Regions from separate parts of the Mus musculus genome. Here all the other regions are linked to region 1. A link is a loop called in an ENCODE intact Hi-C map of the cell type or tissue named here. Cell type or tissue: heart. All regions are shown on one strand.

Region 1 (8,000 bases):
CAGGTCCTCTAGTACATGGTCTGTGCTGAAGAGGAAAGCCAGCATCCCAAGAGAGGATGGCAGTGGGCTGCAGAGGGGAAGCTGGTAGGTGTTCTTTGGTGCCGCCTGAATTTTCTTCTGTCAGGTCTGACCCTCACAGGAAAGACCCCGCTCCTCTTGCTGGCTACTGTGCACCCTGCCATCACTATCTGGTCCAGACTCCTGGCCTCTTCCTCATCCCTGAACTGCTCTATATCCTTTTCTTATGTGCAAAGAATCCTTCTTGCAACATGTCCCCACTCTCTTTCTGAGGACATTGTTCTGGGAGGTACCAACCACCTTCACCATGCTAATGGGCTTCGTGGCTCAGTCTTCATGATGGAAGGTGCCAGGGGGTGAGTTGTGAAAGGAACACATGGTTAACCAGCTTTACACAACTACAACAAAGTACTTGAGCTCTCTCTCTCTCCCATTTTGTTTTTCAAGACAGGGTTCTCTGCATAGCCCTGGCTGTCCTGGAACTCACTGGCCTCAAACTCAGTGATCCCTCTGCCTCTGCTTCCCAACTGCTGGCATTAAAGGCAAGTGCCACCACCTGGCTTGAGGCCATTCTCTTATACAGAGGAAAATGTGTATTTAGATTATCACTTGGAAGGCTCAAGTCTAAGATCAGGAGGGCTGGTCCCAAGTTGTGCAACAGACAGTGGCATATCATAGCAGGAGCATATGTAGGAAGAAAGGGTCACATCACACCATGGCCTGAGTGAGGAAGAATGAGAACTGGCAGGGCTGGGTTTGACTCTCTCTAATAGTACTCAAGAAATTGAGGAGTTCCATGAACCCAGCATGAGTTCAGTGCCAGCCTGGATTGCACAGTGAAACCCCATCTCAAAACCAAATGGAGTACCATGAGAAGCACCAAGGGAGGCCAACTTCCCACCCACAGTGTTTGGGGAGTCCTGCTAGGGCACTTCCCCATGTCCCCACAGTTCCTCCTCTGTGGGTCAAACCTGCCCATATGCACAGCAGTGGTTCTCAACCTTCTCATGCTGTGGCCCTTTAATCCAGTTCTTCATGTTGTAGGGATTGATCCTCATCAACAAAATTACTTTTGCTACTACTTCATAACTAATTTTGCTGCTGTTATGAATCATAGTGTGAAAATCTGATACATGACCTCTGTAGAAAGGGTCATTCATCCCCAAAGGGGTCACAACCCGGAGGTACTCAGCGACCACTGGCAACAGGGAACACTGGAAGTGTTTTTAAACCACCTTCACGATAACCCACCTGTACCTATCAGCTGTATCCACTCATGAGATGAAAACGTCCTGAACGACAGGCCCTGTCTTGCTCAAAGTCATCGATACATCCTCCTCTCCTAGTGGGGCTGGTTTGTAGTGAGTTTCCTTATATGGTGCTGTGAACAGTTGATCTGTAGCTGAATGGGTGATGGATGGAAGAGGATTGGCCTCGGGGATGAGGGGTGAAGCCCAAGGTTGTGAACTAAAGGATATCACAGATGGAATGCAAGAGACAGTATTAAGAATAACTATGGTATATTCGGTAAAAGAAAAAAAAAGCAAGCAGACAAATTGGGCTGCATCTGCTTTTAAAATGTTTGTGTTTAAGGTGCTGTCAACAGTCAAAGGCAGCCCAAAGGATGGCAGAAAATAACCTGCAAACCACGCATCCTTCAGGAGATGGATACCCAGGCTCTGAGGAGGTGACTTGCTCAATAAAGTGCTTGCTGTGCAAACAGAAGATCCTGAGTTCCATTCCCAGCACCCACTGAAATGATGGGCATGGCTGTGTGCCTGTAATCCAGGCACTGGGGATAGAGACAAGATGATCCTGGGGCTTGCTGGAGCTCACTGGCTAGTTATTATAGCAGCAGTGATGAGTTCCAGGCTCAGTGAGAGAGCCCATCTCAAAGAATGAAGCAGAAATTGATTGAGGAAGACAATGGATGTCCACCTCTGGCCTCTATATGCACAGACAGAGATATGGAGATAGAGAGGGGGGTGGGGGAGAGGAGGAGGAGGAAAAGGAGGAGGAGGAGGAGGAGGAAGAGGAGGAGGAAGAGGAGGAGGAGGGAGAAGAAGAAGAAGAAGAAGAAGAAGAAGAAGAAGAAGAAGAAGAAGAAGAAGAAGAAGAAGAAGAAGAAGAAGAAGAAGAAGAAGAAGAAGAAGAAGAAGAATTAACTTTAAGGGCATCGATGACCTAGCATCACCCTGCATATCCTCAATTGTAGCATTCCATGGCCTGGAGATCCTGTCTTACCCAGATCCAGAACAAGTGCCTGAGTATCTTTAATAACCACCCCAACCTACCTTATGGAACCCAAGCTTGCCCTGAATTCACTACTTAGCCAATGGCAGCTGTGACTTTTGGATCTTACTGAATCCTATGTGCTGGGATTAGACCATGTACCACCACACTCTGCTTATGTGGCACTAGGGATGGAACCCAGGGCTTAGCACACATCAGGCAAGCACTGGACCGACTAAGCAGCATCCCTAGGCCTGAGTGTCCCTCCAGTTAATTAATACTCCTGGCCACCACACCTGCTCTGTCTTTTACATCTTTTAGCCCTGTGGGTGTCCCCTAGGTCAGCTGTTCATAACTCATCATCATCTAGTTACCAAACCATCAAACTCTACAAAGTAGTCGCCCCAGAACATGATACTTGGGCATTCCCTTCCCCCTGTGAATGCAGAGGGAAGACTCAAAAGCTCCTGCAGCAACACCGCCTGCCCACCGGCAGTCACAGTCATCCAAATGCTGAATACTCCCAGGGTGACATGTCTGTGCCTTGCAAGGGGAAGGAGATTGTGGAAACAGCTAACACTCATTTGGACCCAAAGCTGGTGACTAAGGAGGATGACAGAGCTGGGTCACTCTGGGGGCAGAAATGGGATGCGCTTAGGGGGGGAAATGAGCCTGAAATTCTTTTGTAGTTTTAAATCAGTCCCTGAGGACAGCCCAAAGGAGCCCTAGACAAAACCAAAGACAACACCTGCTCCTCCCACAGTGACTGCAGGGAAGGAAGGAGCTGCACAGGGTGCCGAAGAACATTCCTGTTAGCTTTCGCTGGGGTTTGTTTTTTTAAGTCTTTGAGTCCTTGGAGATGATATGGATGCTAGCCAAATGCGATGAGCCCATAATCTGCATATCATTTGGGTCCAAGAGGAGGACCTCAGATCTGAATGGGCATGAAGTTCTGAGTGGAAGCATCGGAGAGTTGCAACTGGCCTTTCAGTCTCTAAGTGTCTACCCCCAGAGACTTTGACAGGCACAGCCTAGTACTGAGACCCACAGAGACCTTCAGAAAGTCCTTCTCAGGCGATCTTCCTCGCTCTCAGACATGGACGAGAGGCTGCCCCTCTACCCAGCAGCAGCTCAGCAGCGCAGTTTGCAGACAGTCTTCCAGTGAGCATTAAATTTCACCAAGGTTCTTGTTTAGGAAGGAGCAGGAAAGAGTGCTGGGGTTCCAAGCAGACTCACTCTAGATATGAATTTAATTTGTCTGCACAAGGGTCAGGGCAGGCCAACTCAGAAACCAGTCTGGCCTGGTGTGTCCTTTCCTAAGGAGGATAGCTCTCAGCAGCTAGCCACCAAGGACATGGGATGGAAATCCACTGGTCATAAGACCTCGTGGCCACAAGAGGGAGCCACGAGTTCTGACAGGGGACAGTGGCTATGAGCCTGTCTCCAGCCTTCATCTCCCCCAACGCCCACGCAGGCTTCCTAATCGTGATATTGGGTGCTGATTATGGAGGTGGGCAAGCCATAGGATGCAAGGTGTGGGTGGGCCAGCCACTGTGCAGGTGTACCCCTGCCACTTCCCTCCAGTCAAATGCAATATGCACAAAGGCAGGGGCACCTTTGGGACAAGATGCCCACCAATGCCTCTGAGCTTGCAGGCCCTTTTCAAGGAGCACCTCACCCTTATTTCTTCATTTTTCTTGATAGAAAAAATCAACTGAAATTCAAAAGAGAAATGGGGAAATGCAGACAGATGAGGAGAGCCTGCAACTACCCCTTCCTAAAGACAGCATCACCAAGACAGAGGGGATGGATGCTTTTCTTGAACACTGTTCCGGAGAGGTTAATAAGCATAGGGGAGGGATTTCAGGAAGAATGGGGGCCACTGTGGACATCCATCTAGACAGTTTGTGTAATGCCAAGAAACACCTGTGCTGCAGTATTCTGGAGGGAGAAACAGTGGGGCCAGACACTCCTATGTCCCCAAGTCTAGGGATATCTGGCCTGTTCAATGCCAACACACCATCCTGGTACCATGCCAACTCTATAGCTGAGGGGACTGCACACCACGCATAGAGATGACTTCCCTGGGGTCTTGCATCTGATTGTGAAGTTGAACTGTCTCATTCAAGAAGTAAACGCTTTTAGAACCCTCCAAAGGCCTCTGGGAAAGGGGTCTGTTAGCTTTCAGGCTCAGAGGGCAGAGGACATGGCCATACAGTGTATCAGGACCACACTCTACCCCGTGGCCTCAGCACCCACGGTCTACAGTTCTCAGGGTGCCCCCGCAGTTACAGCTGTCATCCAGTCACCTTCATGTGCAAAACTTTATCATCCACTCCCCCGACCAGAATCTGTGAGAGGGGAGTGGGACTCAGAGACAGGTCCTAGTCAGATAGCCTGACTGTTTCCTGCCCTTAATGAAGGACACCACAGCAATGTCTCCAACAATGGTCCTGAAGAGTGGGCCGGAAGGCTCCGGTCATCTCTGGAGAAAATCTCTGCATCCTTCCTTAGAGGCAGGCAGCTCTGAGAACAGCCCAGACCCCTCTGTTCCCACCTCCTGTTCTTAAGACACCTATTCCCAGACTCAGCCTTGAGGCCCAGGGAGAGGCCACTCTCTGTTGCCAGGGCAACAGCTTCATTGTTCCCGGGCAGTGTTGAGCTCCAGGCCCCCTCAGTTCCTGGACTGGGCTCTCCCTACCATTTGGAGCCAGTGGAGCTGGCAGGGCCCCCATTCTACTTCTCGGGATGCAGAGGAGGGGGGGGAGACAGGCTGGCTGGTCACCATGCCAACAATGCACTGCCCACATTCCTGAGGGAGGGAGCAGCAGGGTGTTCTGTACTCTGGAGAGCAAGTGGTCAGCCTCTTGGGTCACCTGCCCAAAGGCCTCTGCTACTAACCCAGCCACAAGCCCAGGGGCTCCCAGTGGGAGAGGATTTTACTAGCATGGGTATTTTTGTCCATGTTTGCCAGGTTAAACAAAGCTTGGGGCTTAGGACTTCCCTTGGCAGACCTGAATCTTTAACCTTCAGGCAGGACAATCCCTAGCTAAGGCAAAGGAGCCAGACCATGTCCCCCTGAGCTGGAGAAGCATTACATCACCCATTTACTCGGTCCCTCACCGTCTCATCCATTCACCTTTACCAAGGTGACTCAGGACCACCTTGTTGGTAAAATACTATCAAAATCGATTTACACCTGGGGAGACGCTCCAAACTGTAAATGGCCCAAAGTGTCCCAGAAATCGACCTTTCAGAGGAGGAAGGAGTCGGGGATCTGCTGGGTCCAGCATGCCCCACTTGAAAGTCAAGAGAAGAGATCACATCTCCCCACCATCCACAGCATCTTGATTCTGCTGTGTGCAACAAGTAAATTGATTATTGACTAAAAATGAAGCTGGCTCAAGAAAGTTAAGGGCAGGGCGCCTGGCACTGTTTCGGGTGCTCAGTTCTGCAATGAATTCGTAAACAGATGTGTAGGGCAGCTACCTACTATGCTGGGGCAATAACGAGCCGACAACTGTTTGCTCAATCATCCTTTCCTGCCTTTAGTTAATAAGGACTAATGGATCCTGTGTGCCTCGAGGGCCGGAGGACAGGGCAGATACTAGGTCTGGTGAGAGGGACAGATCTGTAAAAAAGCTGTCCTTTCCACTCCGACAGGAAGTCCAGGAAGTAGAGGCATCCCCACACGTAGTGTCTGTGAGTGATTGAGGTCTGAGGGGTTGGAAGCCACTCAGACTGAGTTCAATGGAGTTTCCCATGTGGTAATCCATGAGTCACACACGGGCTGAGCTGACAGTGATTCTGACACTCCTCTAGCTCAGTTTTCATCCAGTCACCACCGTCTTTGTCACATCTGTGTGCCACCTACCGTTATCCAAGTAATAATTTTCTTTACTAAGGACTAAAAATAGGGCCTGGGGAGGTAGAGCCCAGCCCCTGCAGTGCATGCCCAGAGCCCTGGGTGAAGTCTCCTGCAGTGAGTAAACAGGGTGTGGTGGGCTCCTGACACTCCCGGCTGTTTTTCTCTGTTTGACTCAGAAGGCATGGAAAAGAATTTTAAAAGCAAAAGTTGTCCTTGATAGGTCATTTAATTCTATTGTGGGGCTGCCATGCAGGAGCCCCGACTGCATCTCCCTGCCATCCAGTGATGCCCACACTAAAAGACACAGATGCCTCTCGGATCCTCCTTGCGCATTTCTGTGTGCCCCACAGACAAGAGCCCTTTCCATGGCCTCTCTACACAGTCTTCTGTGTGGTCCTCCATCCCTTTCACTGATTCGACATTGTCATTGTGACAGTCTGCTCCACTCTCATATCCCTTGCTCCACTCCACCGGTTACCTCCAGATCAGCGCTGTGTGGCCCCCTTCTTCCTGCGCCTTCACTCTGTCAGCTGGTCCTCACTGGAGAGGGGAGCCCCAAGGACAGAGATTTCCCAGCCTTGCTCTGCGCAGCAGGGCCTGAGCCATGAGTGACTCACTGGCAACCTCCTGGATTCTGTTTTCTGCTGGCTTTTGGCATTTTCCCTTCTAAGCACGTCTCGAGTGGAAAAACAAGCTGGGGATTATTCTAAGGATGTAAACTCTGAGCCTGCCAGCCCTGCCCCTTCCTCACCTCATACACATGGAAACACAGGTACACATGCACATGTGTACACATGTGTGCACATCTGTCACTGATGTCTGACCGTCTACCATGACTGCTCTTACTGTCTTGAAGTTTCCTTCCAGATAAAATAAAAAGCCGTTTTTATTCTGGCTGGTATGCATTTCTAATGAAGTTGCCAAGCTAGGCTAACCTAGGAACATAGAGATAGGAAATAGATTTTAGTGGGTTCCCTGAATTGGGATGATGACAGTTGGGGGTGACAGCTGATGAAGGCAGAGGGGCCGCTTGTTTGATTGCTGGAAGAGCTGTCAATGGAAGCTGCGTACTAGGCAAGTGCTCTTCCACCAAGCTGAACCTCCAACCTTTGTTTTGAGCCGACAGAAATGTCCTACTATGGCTTGTAGTGATCTCTGCACCACAGTGGGGATATAGCCAGAACTATTTAGAGTTGTCTGATTTCAGTGGCTGAACCATATGGAATGTGAACTGTACCTTGAAGCTGTTACCAACAGATGGGGTTAGAGGAGGGCGAGCAAGGGAAGAGGGAGAGCAGGGTCCATCACCAACCTCCATCTCGGCTCTTCCCTCCTGGGTCTTTTTACAGTTGTCAGACCTGCCCACTTCTCTTCAATTCCTTCCATCCACAACTTACTTTAGTGATGATCAGAACTAGCATTTGCTAAGCACAGATTTTGAGTTTGGCAAGAGTTCCTTGTTTAATTCCATAGTGAGGCGGGTTATGCACAAAGCTCACTGATTCAGGTCACCCAGTTACCCTGTGCAGAGGTTGGGGGATGGCAGCATCTTCTGGCCTCTTGTGCTACGCACAGATGCTTCTGCTAGGGTGTCCTCCTTATAAAACCAGGCTTTCCATCGTTATCTCCACCACCACCGTTCAGTCACTGGGACTGTCTGTCAGCCTGCAGGCTCCCCTCCAACCCAACCTTCCCGAACTGTGCCCACCTGATCCACCAACAGGAGCTTTCATAAGGACCACAGGGAACATTAAGACCGTGGTGTAACTCCAGAGCTAACAGCAGAGTATAACAAACTCAGAGTGCTCAATCGGGGCTCAAGACACTGTCAGGGAACCAGGGGTTTCCAATGACTGTCCCAAGAATGCCCCAGGTTGTCTTA
Region 2 (8,000 bases), 250 kb after region 1:
GTATTATGTTTCACATATCTCCAGTCAGGAAGTATGTAGAGTGTAGTATTGGGTATGGTAGTTGGGAATATGGTAGCAAGAAAAACAGGCAGTGAACAAGAAAACATGAGTACAATGACCCCCTATAGCGATAGTGCTGTACATCTCAGCAGGTGGAGAAAGTATAGGGAAATTTACTGATCCAGGCTTATATAACTCCAAGGCAAAAGGTCTGCAGTCTGTTGATCACAGAGCACTAAATCAAGTCTATTCTGAAGATGTGTCCAGTCTGGCTGCATCTCACGACACTACTGCCATTGCATCTTACTTTGGACCATCTCTCTATTTGGCCTCCTGGGCTAGATAAGCAGCTTTCCATGTGACTCCTCTAGAGTCACTTGGAAAGAAGGAGCCTCAGTTGAGAAAACACCCCCACCAGATTGGCCTGTAGGGCATTTTCTTGATTGATGGGGTCAGGGAGGAGGGCCGAGCAAATGATGAGAAGCAAGCCAATAGGCAGTGTTCTTCCATGGCTTATGCGTCAGTTCCTGACTTCAGGCTCCTGCACTGTTGGGCTTCTTATCCTGACTTCCCCAGATAATGAACCGACTATAACTGTAAGCTGAAATAAACCCTTTACTCCCCAAGTTACTTATGGCCATGGTGTTTAACACAGCAATAGATTCACTAACTAGAACACCCCACTACTGCTATCTTTGCTGATAAGATAGTGTCTGTTCACCGTAGCCAGAGTTGGTAAAGCAAACTCCAGTCATTTCACTTCCCTGCTTAAAATTCCACCAAAGCTTCTCATGTCTTCAGAGTAAAACTCTTGAGTTGTATGACCCATGGTGCTTTGATTTCCACACTCAGCTGTTCCTCAGTTTACAAGGGTCTGCAATCAGATATCTCTGGGCTAGCTTCCATCCCTTGTGTGAGAGCATTGCTTATATATGACCTTATCTAAGCCTAATTGCAGAAATAGTCTATCATCAATACTCTGCCCACATCCCTCTGTAAAATCAGGGTCTGTTTTTTACATGGTTGTATCACAGGTACCTAAACATCTTCTAGGATACATTCAGATAAATTACTAGATTGGGGGGGGGGGTCAGTTCCCCCCCCCGTAAATATTAACATACACATTTCATATGTTAAAGGCAAGTTCTTTGTAGGATTAGTAGTCACTCAAAGAATTCTTGTAACCCCTGAGTTAATCAGGAGGCTTTTATGGAAAGACTGATAGTCTGCAAGTAGAGAACGGCAAGCAGCCAAGCTATACTGTACGTGTTTAGTTAGCCATGTGCTTGGGAGGACTTCAGATCCTAAATGAAGATAAATGAAGACACAGACTTAAGTGAAGTTTCCCAAAACTCATAGAGCCACAGCCTTTGCCTTAAGAATGTGTCCAGGCTGGAGAGAGAGCCCAGTCAGTGTGAAGAGAAGCTGTGCATTATGCCTCCAACTCCAGCTCTGGAGAAGGAGGGAAAACCAAGCAGGTTCCCGAAGCCTGTTGGCCAGCTTCAGGCTCAACAAGTCCCAAAAATAGAAAAAAAGTTTAATGTCCTAAAATAATAAAGGTGGAGAGTAATCAAAGAAAGACTCCTGAAAACAGAGCCATCTAACTAGTACATGCATAACACACACACACACACACACACACACACACACACACACACCCCTTGGAAAAGAAAGAAGACAAAGCAAACAGCTGTGTGCTGACTATTGTCAGCCTAATGCTGAAACTGCCCTGGAGTTGGCTTTCCCTTGCTCTTTACTTGGCTGGACCAGAAGGAAGATGGGGAAGCGGGGAGGGACCAAGTGAATCTAGAGAAGGGCACATTAACAAGATTAGGTGCCACAGGTAGAACCTTGCTCAAAATGGAAAGGTCTGATCGTTTTTAGGTTTGAGAAGGATATTTAGTTCCTAGCTGGCTCTGCCATGCGAAGTTTTGAGACTCGGTGTTTGGTTCTTTCGTGTCTGCCATGTGTCTTGTCTTCCAGCATCCAGTTGTCCAGTTGTAGTGCCTTGTCTTGCCTTGTCTTGCCTTTCCCCTTTCCCCTTTCCCCTTTCCCTTTTCCCCTTTCCCCTTTCCCCTTTCCCCTTTCCCCTTTTCTTCCCTTTCCTTTCCTGAATCGGGACTCCCTCCGCAGCACATGCTCTATGAAGACCATAGTCTAAGTAGTCTATTCTAGTGGATACGAGGATAACAACATACCAACTGTGATCTGTTTTATTTAATAAGTTGAGCACACACATAGCATCATCACCTTTTGCCCTATGGCCTAACTAATTATTTCCAGTTGAAGATTCTAAATTTGGAAATCAAGATACTTGCCCACAGCTGTGGCTGTCAGGGTCAGGTTGTTTCTGAGGGGGCAAAACTTATAATGGTGACTTGTTGGGTGTAAGTGGCCTTTAAGTTTTATTGCTTTGAAAACTTTCTGTAAAAGTATAGATGTATTTCTGATTTGTTTCTCATAATCCTTTCCTGCAAAGGCGGAAGATGGATTAATTATTGTTTCTTGGGCATTTATTTACTTTGATGGCTTTTGACATAAAAGATTAACTTACATTTCACATATTCCTTTTAATACCCTTCACAGCTAGATCAGTAGATTTGCTTTCTTGAGGCAGATGATCTTCCTTAAGCTTCAGAATGTTTAGATTGCTGGCTCAGTGGGAAGGTCCTTAGTGCTGCTTGGTGCTCTGCATCTGAATTGCCAGGCCACACTGCCTTCAGTCCACACTGCCTTCACTCCCCTGCCTCAGTCCACACTGCCTTCACTCCCCTGCCTCAGTCCACACTGCCTTCACTCCCCTGCCTCAGTCCACACTGCCTTCACTCCCCTGCCTCAGTCCACACTGCCTTCACTCCCCTACTACCTCAGTCCACACTGCCTTCACTCCCCTGCCTCAGTCCACACTGCCTTCACTCCCCTACTACCTCAGTCCACACTGCCTTCACTCCCCTACTACCTCAGTCCACACTGCCTTCACTCCCCTGCCTCAGTCCACACTGCCTTCACTCCCCTACCTCAGTCCACACTGCCTTCACTCCCCTGCGTACCTCGTGCTATTCTCAGCACTGAGAATGGAGGTGACATGACTGTCTTCTTGAGCTTGTGTTCAAGAACATGCCTAGTGCTTGAACTAACTTTCTTTTGGACTATACCAAATTCCTTGCAGTCCCTGAAAATGCCTTGCTCCTCACAGCTCCTCTCTACCCGTGTTGTTCCTTTACGTTGTTGTACCTAGCTGACTCCTCAACTGTCTTTAGGACTTACCCACAAAGCCCTGCCTCACTCGCCTCTGAAGCCATCGTACTTCAAATAGGCCACTGTTGGACACCTTGATTTTATATCCAGGGTACAGGTACATAGCCTTCCAGCTTAGAATTTCCATGTTTTAGTTGGGAAAATATAACTTGACTAGGAACTCCCAAGGACGCATGTCTTTCTCCACCCCCAGTAGCTGGAGGCTCCTTCAGAACCCCACCACAAGCCAGCTGAACCCTAAAGCCATGAGTTATCTTGTGGTGCCACCATGTGGTTCAGTCAGGCAGTGCAACTGAATGCTGCAGTATCAAAATAGTCCCTTGTATGCTGCTTATGCTTTCTGAACGAGCAGAACAATGGATGAAAGAACAGTGCAATGCATTCTTCACAAGTGAAAGGCATAGTTACAGACTGGCTCCATCTCGGGAGCTCAGGGCTTCCCAGAACTCCTTGTAGACTGTGTCCTCTGGAAAGGCCTTCTTGGGCTTCCATATAACCAGGAAGCATACAGCAAAAAAGATGAGGAAAGCTGTGCACGTGCATGGTGTTACCTGATGTCAGAGTTTACACAGGTCTGTCCTGCCCTGCTCTTTAGGTAGTGAACAAACAACGTAACAATTGGACCCCACAGTTCAGTTTGTCAACCTGAGACTTCCCCAGTCTGCCTAAATACTGATGAGACAAAGTGGACTAAAGACTTGACAAGACATCTTTCTCATTAAAGAGTGATGTATACTAATAGTTCTAATAAATAAATCCTCAGAAGTCAGAAGTCAGAGTCACTCCAACTGCTGGTGTGCTCTAGTGACTGCTGACTCAGTGGACTTGCCTCCTATAGGTGGGGAAGGTGGAGGACGGCCCCAGGTAGACTGAATAGATGGGTTGCAGGCTCAGCTCCCACAGTAAGGGTGGTAAGCTGTATTCTTTGACTTACACTTGGTAGTGAGAAGAATACAAAATTATGTGTGAAAAAATACACGTGTAAACAAATCCCCAAAGAGATGTGGGGCTGTTCCTTCCAGTCTTTGCAGTAAAGAAATCCAAAGTGTGGAGAGACCTCAGCATTATTTGTAGTGTGAGTTTTTGGTGGTGTTTGTTTGTTTGTTTGTTTGTTTGTTTGTTTGTTTGTTTCATTTTAGCCACATATTGAACTGTTACTTTTTCTTAAATAGCAATGCCAGCGGACTTCACCCCTTCTTTTCACCCTTGTGAGAGGAACAACGGTTTGGTGGGCTACTGTACACCTGGATCTTTTGTTTCACAGGAGGACCTCTCTCATCATGACTCCCAGAACTTATTATAACGAGGGTTCTTTGTGTTCCATGTTGTGTCATGGCCAAAATACAGGGGGCATATGCAGTAGAGAACATCACATTTGTGAAATGCCTGGAAAAGCTCATGTTTCGATTCACCACCACATCTGTCCTGTCAGGTGACTTCTCGTCACCCAGGCTGTTGTCTTATTTTCTTTTCATCTCTTCCCCAAACAGAAGAGGGCAAAAAAGATATGGTCCCATCTTAACATTAGCAGTTTATAAAACTTCAGGAGCAGGACGTTAAAACACCGGGGAAGAGAAGTGGTGACCAAAGGCCAGGAAAGTGGATTTTCATCTGTGAAGGACTAAAGCTCATAGAACAAGTGTAATTCCTCAGGCGTGGTGGCGCAGAGTTGTCCCAGTGAGACATTAGAAACCTCACGCTGCTTGACTGCACAGCAGAGTCCCTCTTGACCTGGATAGGAAGGACATCCTGAGCCTCAGCCCCTCAGGTTTCTGCCATTCCTTTCCTTTTAAAGATTCAGAAATGCTGGCTTGTGTTTTGTTTCATTTTATCCCGGCCTCCAATTCTATTTTACCCATAGGTCATCACTGTATTGCAGTTCATGTTTTTGGTATTATATGTTCTGTGAAGTTGGCTTTAGATAGCATGTCTCTCCCACTGCTCTAAAGATGTGAACTCCAGATATCATGAGGATGCTTCTGCTATCATCAGCAGTCAGGCAGGTATCACACTCAGTTTTGTAGCCTTCCTAATCAATGGCATGTGTTGTCTTTTCTCTTTTTGTATGTGGTGGATTCTAGAGTGTCATGCCATACCTTGTAGCTACAAAACTGGCAAAAATACAGAAGCCGACTTTGGATAAGCCCTCTGCAGAGACATTTGTGAAGTCTGCAATTAAAACAGTAGGTTTGCAGACCCGAACCACTGGATATGTGATCCACTCTCTCATGGTATGTACATTTCCAAATCTTAAACATATTTTCCAGTTTGGGCTTTTCTTTCTATATGATTTCTTAGCATCAAGACATATACTTTGACAAAGTGGTACACATCTTTAATCCTAAAAAAGATATTTATATTTCAAACTATATACCTAAGAATTTTTAAATCTCTGTAAATAATAATGTAGAGAATTAGAAGGTGGCAGATAGGCTTTTCTTAAGTTTTACTCAGTTGTGAGCTGTGCTTATATATCTCCCCCATTTCTTTCCCTAGGGCTCAATAAACTCAATCATGCCTCGTTGGATGTATTTTAAAATAATCATGGGTTTCAGCAAGTCTTTGCGGAATCGCTACCTGAAGAAAAGGAAGAAGAACTAAGTGCTGCTGAGTTATTGGGCCCCTTGGCCAGGTGTTTGACCTGTGCCTATACACTGGGCACCTGCCTGTCCCCAGAGTCTTCACTGTTGTCTCAGTAATTACTAACATGGCATAGTTGGCAGAAAACAAATTCCTTTTAGAGGCTCCTAACATATATTCTGGATACAACCAGGAGTAATTTGAAGTTTAATGTAAATGTTCTTGGCAAATGTATGTTCCTTTGACAAAAAGGAACAAATCCCAGAATGACAGCGGTAGACACAGACCCATCTGGCCCACAGTGCCAATGACCACATTATATTTGGTCTGGAAGCTACTATAAAGTGCATTTTTTATTTTAGCATTAGAGGGAACAGGGCTCGATTAATTTGTTATGGGCAGATTCAGTGTAGTTTACATCGAGTTCTGTGAGCTTTTCTAAGTGTATGTCCCAGCTTCGTATTTATGTGGCACTGGTCTTCTCAAAGGTGGCTAAGACATAAAAAGAGAATTGAAACATGGAGTTCTTTCTAACACGTAAGTCCACAAAATGTTATTCTTGGACCACACATCATGTCTGCTCTGTTCAAATGTATGTAAATACTGAATGCTATATAGTGTGCCCGGAATGTAGAGGTAAGTGGGCCAAAGTGTACATCAAGACCAACAACATCCTGTGGTACCGCAGGATCCAGGAAAGCAGCCTGTGTGGACACACAGCATTCGTTGTGTCTGCACTGCACCCGGATACTTGCCTAGGATGGCAGACTCCTTCTGGGGTGGGTGGTGGGGTCATGGAAACATGTTCTTTCTAAGATGGTGTCTCATATTTAGAATTCATATATCTGCTTTTAATAAAAGATGATGTAACTGTGGTGTTGAAATGAAAGTGTATTTTTGATAGTGGAAAACTAAAGCCCCAGTCACACTGCCTTAAAGTAAGCTAAGTCTGACTATAGGTGTCAAAGCATGCACAAAGAAGAACTAGTTCTGTGAAATGTTCATTTGGACAGTCATTGTGTGCATAGGTTTCAATCAATTCCTAATTTGAAAGACCACCAAATCTACTTAAAATTTTAATTGATGGAAGTAAGTATTTAAATATTTCTAACTACTGGTTTCACAAGCTAGTAAAACAGCTCCCCCACCCAAACATGTGCACACAAAATGCTATCTGCTCCCAAAATCATTATGTAGGACTCTTCTATTAGTCCCCAACTAGGAGCCATTTAAGTTGTATACATTTAGCTCTCTGAAAAGCACTTGTTTGCTCCTTCCCCCGACTCCCATCGTTTTGCTATAGAACTGGTAGCCTGGGTGGTATCTCTTCTGTGTGCTTCCACTCTGGCTGGTCTGATAGTTTTGGTTGAGATGTGGTGGGTTCTCACCTATAGGCAAAGGGGAAGGATTTCTCTACAAGCATAATCCACTGCAGGGTGCAGACTCTGTTTCCTGTAAGAAGGTAGCTGTAGTCCTAGCTGGGAGGCCCCTTAGCAGCTTCACAACTTCCCTGTTCTGGCTTTCTGCTGTAACGGGTAATATGTTCTCTTATATTTAACACTCAGTGAAGCCGATGACCAGAAAACATACATTCCACGTAAGTGTCTTGAAAGAAAAGTTTCACTAAAAACACGTGCTCAAAGTCATTTAACAGTGAAGCATATTTTGTAGAGTCACAAAGTTCAGCTTTCTGTTGACAACTTTACATTCTCTGTGTTCTCAAGTATCCTATACTGGCCTAGGACTCACTTTGTAGCTGACGATGGCCTTGGTCTTGGAATCCTCCTGCCTCTACCTCACAAGTGCTAGTGTTAAAGGTATGGTGGCCTCCTGGTTCTCTTTAGTAAACTTTTTTATACCTTTGCTCTTGATGATCCTGAAGACTGCACTCAGTGCCTTACACTGACCTGTATCCCTAGCATCGACTGTTTGGTGTCAGCCTGGGCTAGAGAACAAGACTTTCTCTTGAAAATTTCATCGCCTGTTTGGTGTCAGCCTGGGCTAGAGAACAAGACTTTCTCTTGAAAATTTCATCGCCTGTTTGGTGTCAGCCTGGGCTAGAGAACAAGACTTTCTCTTGAAAATTTCACACATTCGCACCATGAACTCTGATCATATCTACCCCCATCGCCACTTTCCAACTCTTCCTGTATTCCCTCAAC
Region 3 (8,000 bases), 240 kb after region 1:
TGACTAAAGGAATGCAGAGCCTTGTCTGGCTCTTTTCACTAGAGCCTTAGAGCATTATAGCAGTGTTGGAACAGATGACCAAGTACCAGAAGTTATGTGATAAAGTAATGTGTGTTATATCAATTTTCATACCAAAGAGTAGAAACACCTAGATAGGTACCTGGGTTCCTTCTGTCAGCAGTGACTGCCACTGCAGAAGTAGAGATACCCAGAGTAGGCTTTGACAGTTTTGTTTCTGTTTCTGGTTTTGTTTTTTTGTTTTTGTTTTTTAAAGAAATAAGTTTGTAAGGGCTTTACTAATTATAAAAGCATTGCAAGATTGTTGCCAAAGATATTTGAAAACTATATGAGCACTAAGAAGAAAATAAATTCTGTGTAATCCTGGCAACAGATGGCTACATTTTAATACATTTTCAAGTATTTTCTAGGCCAGGAAGTCTATTTTTAATGATTTAATAATACTGATTGTGATTTTGTATGAGGTAAATGAACTTCATATTTTTTCTAACTAGAATATACATATCTGTACCAGTAAATCTACCTGAAAATGGGTATGTGGTTTCCTCCAAGGAATTCTGATTTCAGCTGTTATGAAGCCATTCATGTGTCTGTGTACATTTATGTACTGTAGGCCAGCTTGCCTATGAAGTGTTACTAGAGCTACATGTGAGATAACAATGTAGATTAACTTTTTAGACTTTAAAGTGTCTTCGTTTTTGTGGTGTGGATTAATGAAAACATTACTAAAAAAAAAAAAAACTTGTTTTTTGCTGCAAACTTTGAAAGTCTCATTATGATAAAAGTTCTGTTGTGGTGTCTTTGACCTACCTGGGGGAAAACTGTCTTAGTTACTTTTCTGTTGCTACGATAAGACACCATGACTAAGATAGTATTAGGGCCTATGGTTCCAGAGGATTAAGAATCCATTATGGTGGGAAAGTGTGGCTTATAGCTGCAGGCCTAGGACTGGAGCAGTGAACTCTTAGCCTAAGAGTTCACATCTTGTACCACACCCAGAGCAAACTGGAAATGACGGGAGTATTTAAGCCCTCAAAGCTGCTTACAGTGTCATACTTCCTCCAACAAGGCCATCCCTCCTAAACCTCAAACAGCAGCACCACCTGGGAAGCAGGTATTCAGTGCAGGAGCCTATGGGGGACATTCTCCTTCAAGCCACCACAAAAAGGAGTGAAAGTTGCTTACTACGCACTTGTGGAGGCTGTCTGTCTCAGGGGAGAGGAAACAAGTGTAGAGCTCATGTTTATTACTACTACCTACCTAATATTCTCAACCACCAACCTCACAAGTTGTAATAATATCATTTTAGGAAATATGTAAAGAGAAACAACAAACTTCCTGGCATAGTAATTATCACCTGCACATGGCCTAAAATTAGCATATGAATTAGCTCCAGAAACACCATGTGAGCTGTGAGATGCAGTGCAGATGCACAGTGAAAGTTCATGGCAGTACTTGGTATCTGAGTATTAATACCCAGATATCAAGAGCCTAATCAATAAATACACAGTGAAATGGGACTTAACAACTTAGTTTAAATGTCCCATGTAAGTATGATGCTAAAGAGAATTTAATGTCAGCACAGGGAAGTCTGTCTACTTATATGTTGAATATTTTAAAATGATGTGTAACACATGCCCAAATACAGATGGCCTGGAGTTGGATTTAAGACTTAGAATTTGATTATCAGGAAAGGTATTAATGAAAACCTTAGTTGTTTGTATAAAAACATGAAGAGTTCAACTTAACTTCCTGTGGCTTTTCAGTGTTGTTCCTGGCTGACTTTTTAATTCTTTTAAATGAACTTCCACTTCCTTGCATCCAGAAGTAAATATGAGAATAGTGAGCCTTCAGAAGAACCATCAATCACTTTTACCTGTAAAGGTTGTATCTTTGCTGGTGTGCTGTCTGGTCATTAGGTAGTCAGTATGTACTTTTGGCTCTTTAACAATGAGCTACCCAAAGCACTGTTATTCTTTTGCCTTGAGTTTCTCAAACCTTTCATTTTAATTTATATTTAGAAAGAATATATTTGGTTATGTCAGTACATATTAATTAATCAAAAAGGCATTTAAGTCTTAACATGTTCCTGATATAATTTTTAAATATAATTAAGTATCATGTGAAGTTTCATGATGTCTAAACATTTTCTGGATAATTTTTCACCCAGAGCAGAAACATGGTGTGGCATAATGGAAAATATAAGCTTCTGGTTTATATTTCCCCAGTATTTCAGCCAAAAGTTAAATTGTGGTTATACTTGCTTGAATTCTCCAGGTCAAATTGGTACCTACAAATCTCGTTCATTCTCCTCTTTGTGTAGGAAAGCTACTACAAGCGCTAACCAGCTGCTCTTCTGAGCTCCACTTAGCTACTCTTCGTTAACAGGTCTTACTTCCTTAATACAGATGGATACACATGTAAGGGCACACACATGCATGCATGTATGCACACACGAGAAAGCACACTTTTAAAGTTCATCTTCATTTTCCTCACTTCTGTTTCTGGTGAACTCGGGGCTTTGGGAAACTGAGTAATAATAACTTCTATGAAAATGTTTGGAGACAATTTCCTAATATTTTAGCTAAGCATTACGGTCCCCTAGTGAAATGTGCAAATAGAGCCCCTTTCAGATACAGTTGCTTGCTGGTTACCTTGGTTAGTCAGAGTGTAATGCTCATAAATACAGACCATTTTCAGATACTCTTAAGGTTGCATTCGTCCTTTGCAGTGAAATACTCCACAGTATGCCTGTGTGAATGACTTGTGTGAATGTCTGACCCTGATGTCTTCTACAGATGCAGGTTACATGATGCATCTAACCAGTTGTACATATTTTTCTTACATCTCTTTATTTTTTTAATACATCAAACAAAGAAGTCTAGTAATTCAATAGAAAATATTTATTCCTTCATGGTTTGCTTTTTTGCATTTGTTCCTTCTGGCATTTATTTACTGTCAAGTGATCTCCTGTTTATGCTTTTATAACTTAACCAAAACAGTCTGTGAAGCTCTGCCTGGCTTCTAGCTCTAAGTGCTCCTTTCCCTAAGCACTAGTGCCCCCTGTCTGCTCATAGAAGCATCTCATTATGGGTCCTGAGTTCTTCCCTCCCAACCTAGTGGCTGCAGATAAAACAGAAGGATAGCTCCTTACTCAAAGCTGTTGCTTCCAGTTCTCAGTTGATATGCAGAAATTATTTTTATGCCTTTTTACCTCCTGAGTTTTGTAAACTATGATTTCAGTTCCTTGAACTAGCCACATATTATATAGAGAGGTCTCTTAAAGCATTATGAATTTGTAAAACTCTCCTGCTTTGAGTGTTCAGGTTTTGTTTCTTTGCTTGTTTGGGGGTAAATATAAAGAGTTTTAATCATCATTACAGCCTAATCTTAAGAGCTTTTACAGTACCCCAAGAAGATCACAAATGAAACATTTTAAAATAATGAAAGAATTATCCAAAAACTTATGTATGGTTAGTTAAAATGGATGACCTCAAAATTTATTGCTGTTCTTGGCTCAAAATTGTGGGACATACCCTGCTTAAGGGAAGCATTGAAGACTCGGTTGTGCTACATCCTAAAAGGATAGTGGGAACACGAGTGTCCCTTCAGAAGTCTCTGATGTCCCATGTGTGGGATGACACACACACACACACACACACACACACACACACACACACACACCTACCTACCTTCATTCCAAGTTAAGAAAGTAATAACATATAATGTAGATCTTCATTTAACATACTGACTTCAGAAAAAAAGAACCTAGCTCAGAGTCCCACTGCCATAGGAAGGCCTGAAACTAGAACTGTGGTGAGTGCGTCCCACAGTGGCCTTACATCACTGGGTATGAATTAAACAGCTGCTGTTTGCCTCTGGAAAGACAAAGCTTGGGAAATAAATTAGCAAAGTTGAAATTAGTATTAACTTGAAGAGGAGAGAGAGGTAACTGTTGGAAAGATAGACTGTGACATTACCTTTACTTTGACTTGGTTTCATCACATTGAATTTGAAGCCCAGAACTGTAAAATATTTAACCTATTGCTTGTGGAATTCTCTTTTTGGGGAGAAGAGTGAACATGGGTCAGTCTTTATCAGCATAAATGGTTAATCTTACTAGTTAGAATTTTTGGTTAAAAGGTTGGGCAGTGGCCTATACCTGCTTAATATGGGCAAAAACCCTCAAGGTTCATGCCCAACACTGCAAAACAAACAAAAAGAATATTGATTATATCCTATAACAGAGATACAATCACAAGTTAAAGTCAAAATGGGTCAGTTAGTCAGGGTGCTGAGGGGAGCAGGGCTGAGGGTACTACACAGTGACTCCTTTATCAGTAAGTATCCTCCCCTTATCCCTCCTGCCACCCTACAGTATATCACGTTCCCCTTGGGGTCAAACAAAGGCTCCTTCTCTCTACTACATTCTGCCTACAAAGAAGAGGGAAAACATAAGCTGTTTTCCTCTTCTCGAGTCCACAACCAAGACATTGTATGTCCTACTTCTTATAAACTAGATAGTTGTAGGCCATGTGCAGTTGTCAGAGAAATTGTAATACATTTTTTTTTTATGGGAGGTACCAAGAATGGGAAAAAGGTTGTGTGCTCTAGACCTTCATCTGCAAGGAAAGAGCAAATGCTGGAGGACAGCTGGCTGCCTGCTTCGTCACCCTATGAGGATGAGTTATGTAAAAATACAGATGTGTGTAAAGAGGAGGGATGCGATGCGGGAAGCTTCACCCTATGCTTGCTCTTACAGTTTCTCCTTTTTATCTGGGCCAGAAGATTTGGTCGAATCTTTACTTCTACTGAAGTACTTCCCCGAAACTCTGAGGATATTCTTTTACTTTGAAATTGGAGATGTGTCAGCCCACACTGTTTTACTGATACGGTGACAACTTACACTGACAAGTGCATGCACCACCTTGGACTCAGACATCCACATCGCACACTTTGCTGCAGAAAGTCTTCATGATCTTTTGCTTCTGAATATTTCCATCAAAAACAATCTTTTATCAAAATGCTATCATTTTAATTGGTGGTTGATAGTATTCAAAATAAAAGGCTTAGAATGTCTATACTTAGCAAGCATTTCAACTTCTTGTGTTGTTTAGAGAGCCGAAACAAGCTGAACCAAGACTTGTTTAACTGAGGTCTTCTTGACAAAGATTGCACTTCTAACTTGTCTTGAAGAATAGTATCTCCCAAGAGTTTCGTGGCCGCCTGTGTTGACATCGTGTCTTTGGCCGGTGATTATGAAGTTGCTAAATTCCACACATCACCTTTCATGGTCGGTCACTAGAGGCCACAGATGGTTTCGGTGTGTTTTGCTCATAACTGTGGACCTCAGAAGAAATGAATGCACTTGGCATTTACTCACATCTCACCTGCTGGCATCCTCTTCCCCCGAAGCCTTCAGAAAAGATGACTTGAGTCCTTAAGATGAGATCACTTACATCAGCTTGGTAGGCAGGATGCTGTTACGGGTGATAACGTTCCGACTTTTCTGGGAAGGACTGAAGAGATGCCCACTTCCCATAGAGCCCTAGTTATTTGAAGGCGCCCATGCCAGCCTTACTTTTCAGGCAAGGCTAATCTTAGCCACGTTCACTTTGCCACAGCATTCTCTTAATGAACTCCTAACACGGTATAAGATAAGCCTCTCTCTATAGAATGGTGGCTGGCTTCGTGAGTTCCTTTTCTTTGGCATGTGTGGGTGTCTTTCACTCTTTTGTGGCTTGTGTCCTCAGCCATCACTAATGTTTTGTTTTCTCTTTTGCAGGTGACACGCTTGGTGCTGCCTGGCATGGTAGAAAGGTGAGTCACACGCTCACACACAAACACCGTGCTTGCAGAGCTCATTATTATTTATAGGGAGAATCCTTTCTTTGAGAATTTCATTAAAGTGACTAATGAGCCTAACTCTCTGTCTTAGCACCAGGCGAGTCACACAGTGGAGCATGAGTCATTGGTGGCGGAGGCCTTTTCCACTAGACTTTTTTATTTCCCTCTCTAGGGTTGTGGTGGTTCCTTTAGATCAGGATTAAAAAGCCAGCCTGAGTCACCATCACTAACTCAATTGCCTGCTATTCTGAGGGGGTGGATAGAGTTCCTGGGATATTCCTAGGAATGCCTCCTTAAAGCTATAGCTACTTAGAGCCTAATTCGGTAGAATGTCCTGAAACTATATACCTTCCTCTGGTGTTCTCATTCTTGCTGGGGGAATGGATACATGAGAGGCTAATCATGATGTGAAGTGACCAACTGTCAAACTAACTCTAGGAGGAAAGGGCCAGTTGGAATTGGGTGCAGTAGAATACCCCAAATGTCTTCATTTTATTGAGAAATTTGTGGTTGCGTTTCTACATGTGAGACAGCACTGAGTGTAAAATATAACTAAACTTCTCAGTCTCCTTCTCAGAAGAATCTAGATATTGCTTAGGCCTTCAAAGAAAACCTGCCAAAGAGAGTTGGGTTTGAATGTTGGACCAATTTGTTACTTTAATTTCAAGCTCCATCAAAGCTTTGATAGAGGAGGAATCAAATATCCACTTCTGTTAACAGACCGGGAGGAATGCAGTTTATGCTACTGACTCCACCTATATGTTCTGCTTCATTCTAGCATGTGGCTGTGAGGGAATGGGGCTCAGAAGTCCATTTTTTTGATCATGTACAATAATTGGGAAACTTTTTCAGCAAAATTAGTTGTAGTTGTATTTTACATGTATTGATTTGTATATTCTAGTTGCCTTATTTTAGTAAAGTTTCCCTTTAAAGCCTTCAAGTGGAGTATTGACTGGGGCAGGGTATGCGCCGATGATAGGACATGAAATTGGCAGTGGGCAAGCCAGTGGTCATGCCAGAACTCTAGAACCAGGACAGAGTAGAGTCCAATAAGGATGATATTTGGGTCACTGTCTTAATCTGAGTTTTGACATCTGCAAATGGTGTTATAAAGAAATCTTTGGACTTGGGGTAGGTGTTCAGTATTACATCATTTGCCTAGCAAGCCATGTATTCCATCTTCACCAATTAAACAAAACAAGGCCATCAAAATTGTAAGCCATAGAAGTATTATGAAAGAATTTTTTTTTAAGTTTGTTGGTGAAAACTATGTAAAAGGAAATGATGGCGATGAACTCATTTCCAGGAGCAAAAAGTATTGGATTCATAGAATGCTTGGCCCAGTGCACTGGGTTAGTTGAAAGTAGCCCCATCCCCCCACCCCACCCCACCCCACCCCACCCCACCCCACCCCTTTAGCTTAGTGAGATGAGATGCTGTGAAGTGCATGGTGCAGAGGTAGAGCTAGAGACCTATGGCCATCGCTAGACCCAGCAGCAGCACCCGGTCAGAGCTGACACTGGGTATGAAGGAATAGTGTGAAGGGGAATTCATGCTTATCCAGCAGAACCCAGCTTGGAGAATCCACATGAGTTCAGTCCTTGTGGTTCAAGAAATTAAGTTGGGTTGAGAAATGACCTGGTAGAAAGCCATCAGAAGCTGTGGAAAGCTAGAGTCATAGAAAAATGGGGGTTGGGCGGAGGCTTACTAAGGACTAGTTAGACATGTATGTAGAGTTTATTAATCAGTACTTTGTATTAGAACGGGCATCTATGTCCAATGGAGCTTTAGGAGTTATTAGGTATATTCGTCAAGGTGTGCTAACTACACTAATAGATTAATCCCTACCTACATGGCTTATCAGGTTAAAGATTTATTTTCCCCTTTTTTCTCCACCTTGTCCTTGAGGAATCTCAGGCTCCCTCCATCTATGGGCTCTGGCATAAATCTTTAAGGTCTTATCTTAAGAAAGAGTTTTTCACCCAGCTAACAGGTAAAGGAAGAGAATCAGAATAATGTTAGGGGAGGCTTCATGGGTCAGCTCTGGAAGGAGTGTATATCACATTCTGCTGTCCAGAACTCCACCTGTAATAAGCTGCAACTTACTGCAAAGGAGAGCAGCAGTGTTAGTTGTT

Evidence for each region. A loop is a pair of places that touch in the nucleus more often than their neighbours do. Peaks named below come from ENCODE experiments on the same cell type or tissue, not always from the same donor. Only the 100,000 strongest peaks of a DNase experiment are listed, where the experiment ranks them.
Region 2: it touches region 1 in a loop (7-fold over the local background); 19 of 42 quality-filtered maps call a loop at or near these places.
Region 3: it touches region 1 in a loop (7-fold over the local background); 14 of 42 quality-filtered maps call a loop at or near these places.

What each region holds. Positions count from the first base shown.
Region 1 is chr2:94,286,347-94,294,346 of GRCm38, reverse strand. No RefSeq gene overlaps it. Among named protein-coding and RNA genes, the nearest start is that of Mir670hg, 25 kb to the right of the region's middle. In heart, a CTCF peak has its summit at 3,644 (motif pointing right); a DNase peak (open chromatin) is centred at 3,646; H3K4me3 peaks cover 239 bases; H3K27ac peaks cover 958 bases.
Region 2 is chr2:94,031,416-94,039,415 of GRCm38, reverse strand. It overlaps Hsd17b12 (hydroxysteroid (17-beta) dehydrogenase 12), which reads left to right. Exons shown (of 11, transcript NM_019657.4): 10 at 5,340-5,489; 11 at 5,755-6,719. The coding sequence ends at 5,859. Among named protein-coding and RNA genes, the nearest start is that of Alkbh3, 25 kb to the right of the region's middle. In heart, a CTCF peak has its summit at 3,534 (motif pointing left); no DNase peak of the experiment used is centred here.
Region 3 is chr2:94,050,092-94,058,091 of GRCm38, reverse strand. It overlaps Hsd17b12 (hydroxysteroid (17-beta) dehydrogenase 12), which reads left to right. Exons shown (of 11, transcript NM_019657.4): 7 at 5,804-5,838. Among named protein-coding and RNA genes, the nearest start is that of Alkbh3, 43 kb to the right of the region's middle. In heart, a CTCF peak has its summit at 3,088; no DNase peak of the experiment used is centred here.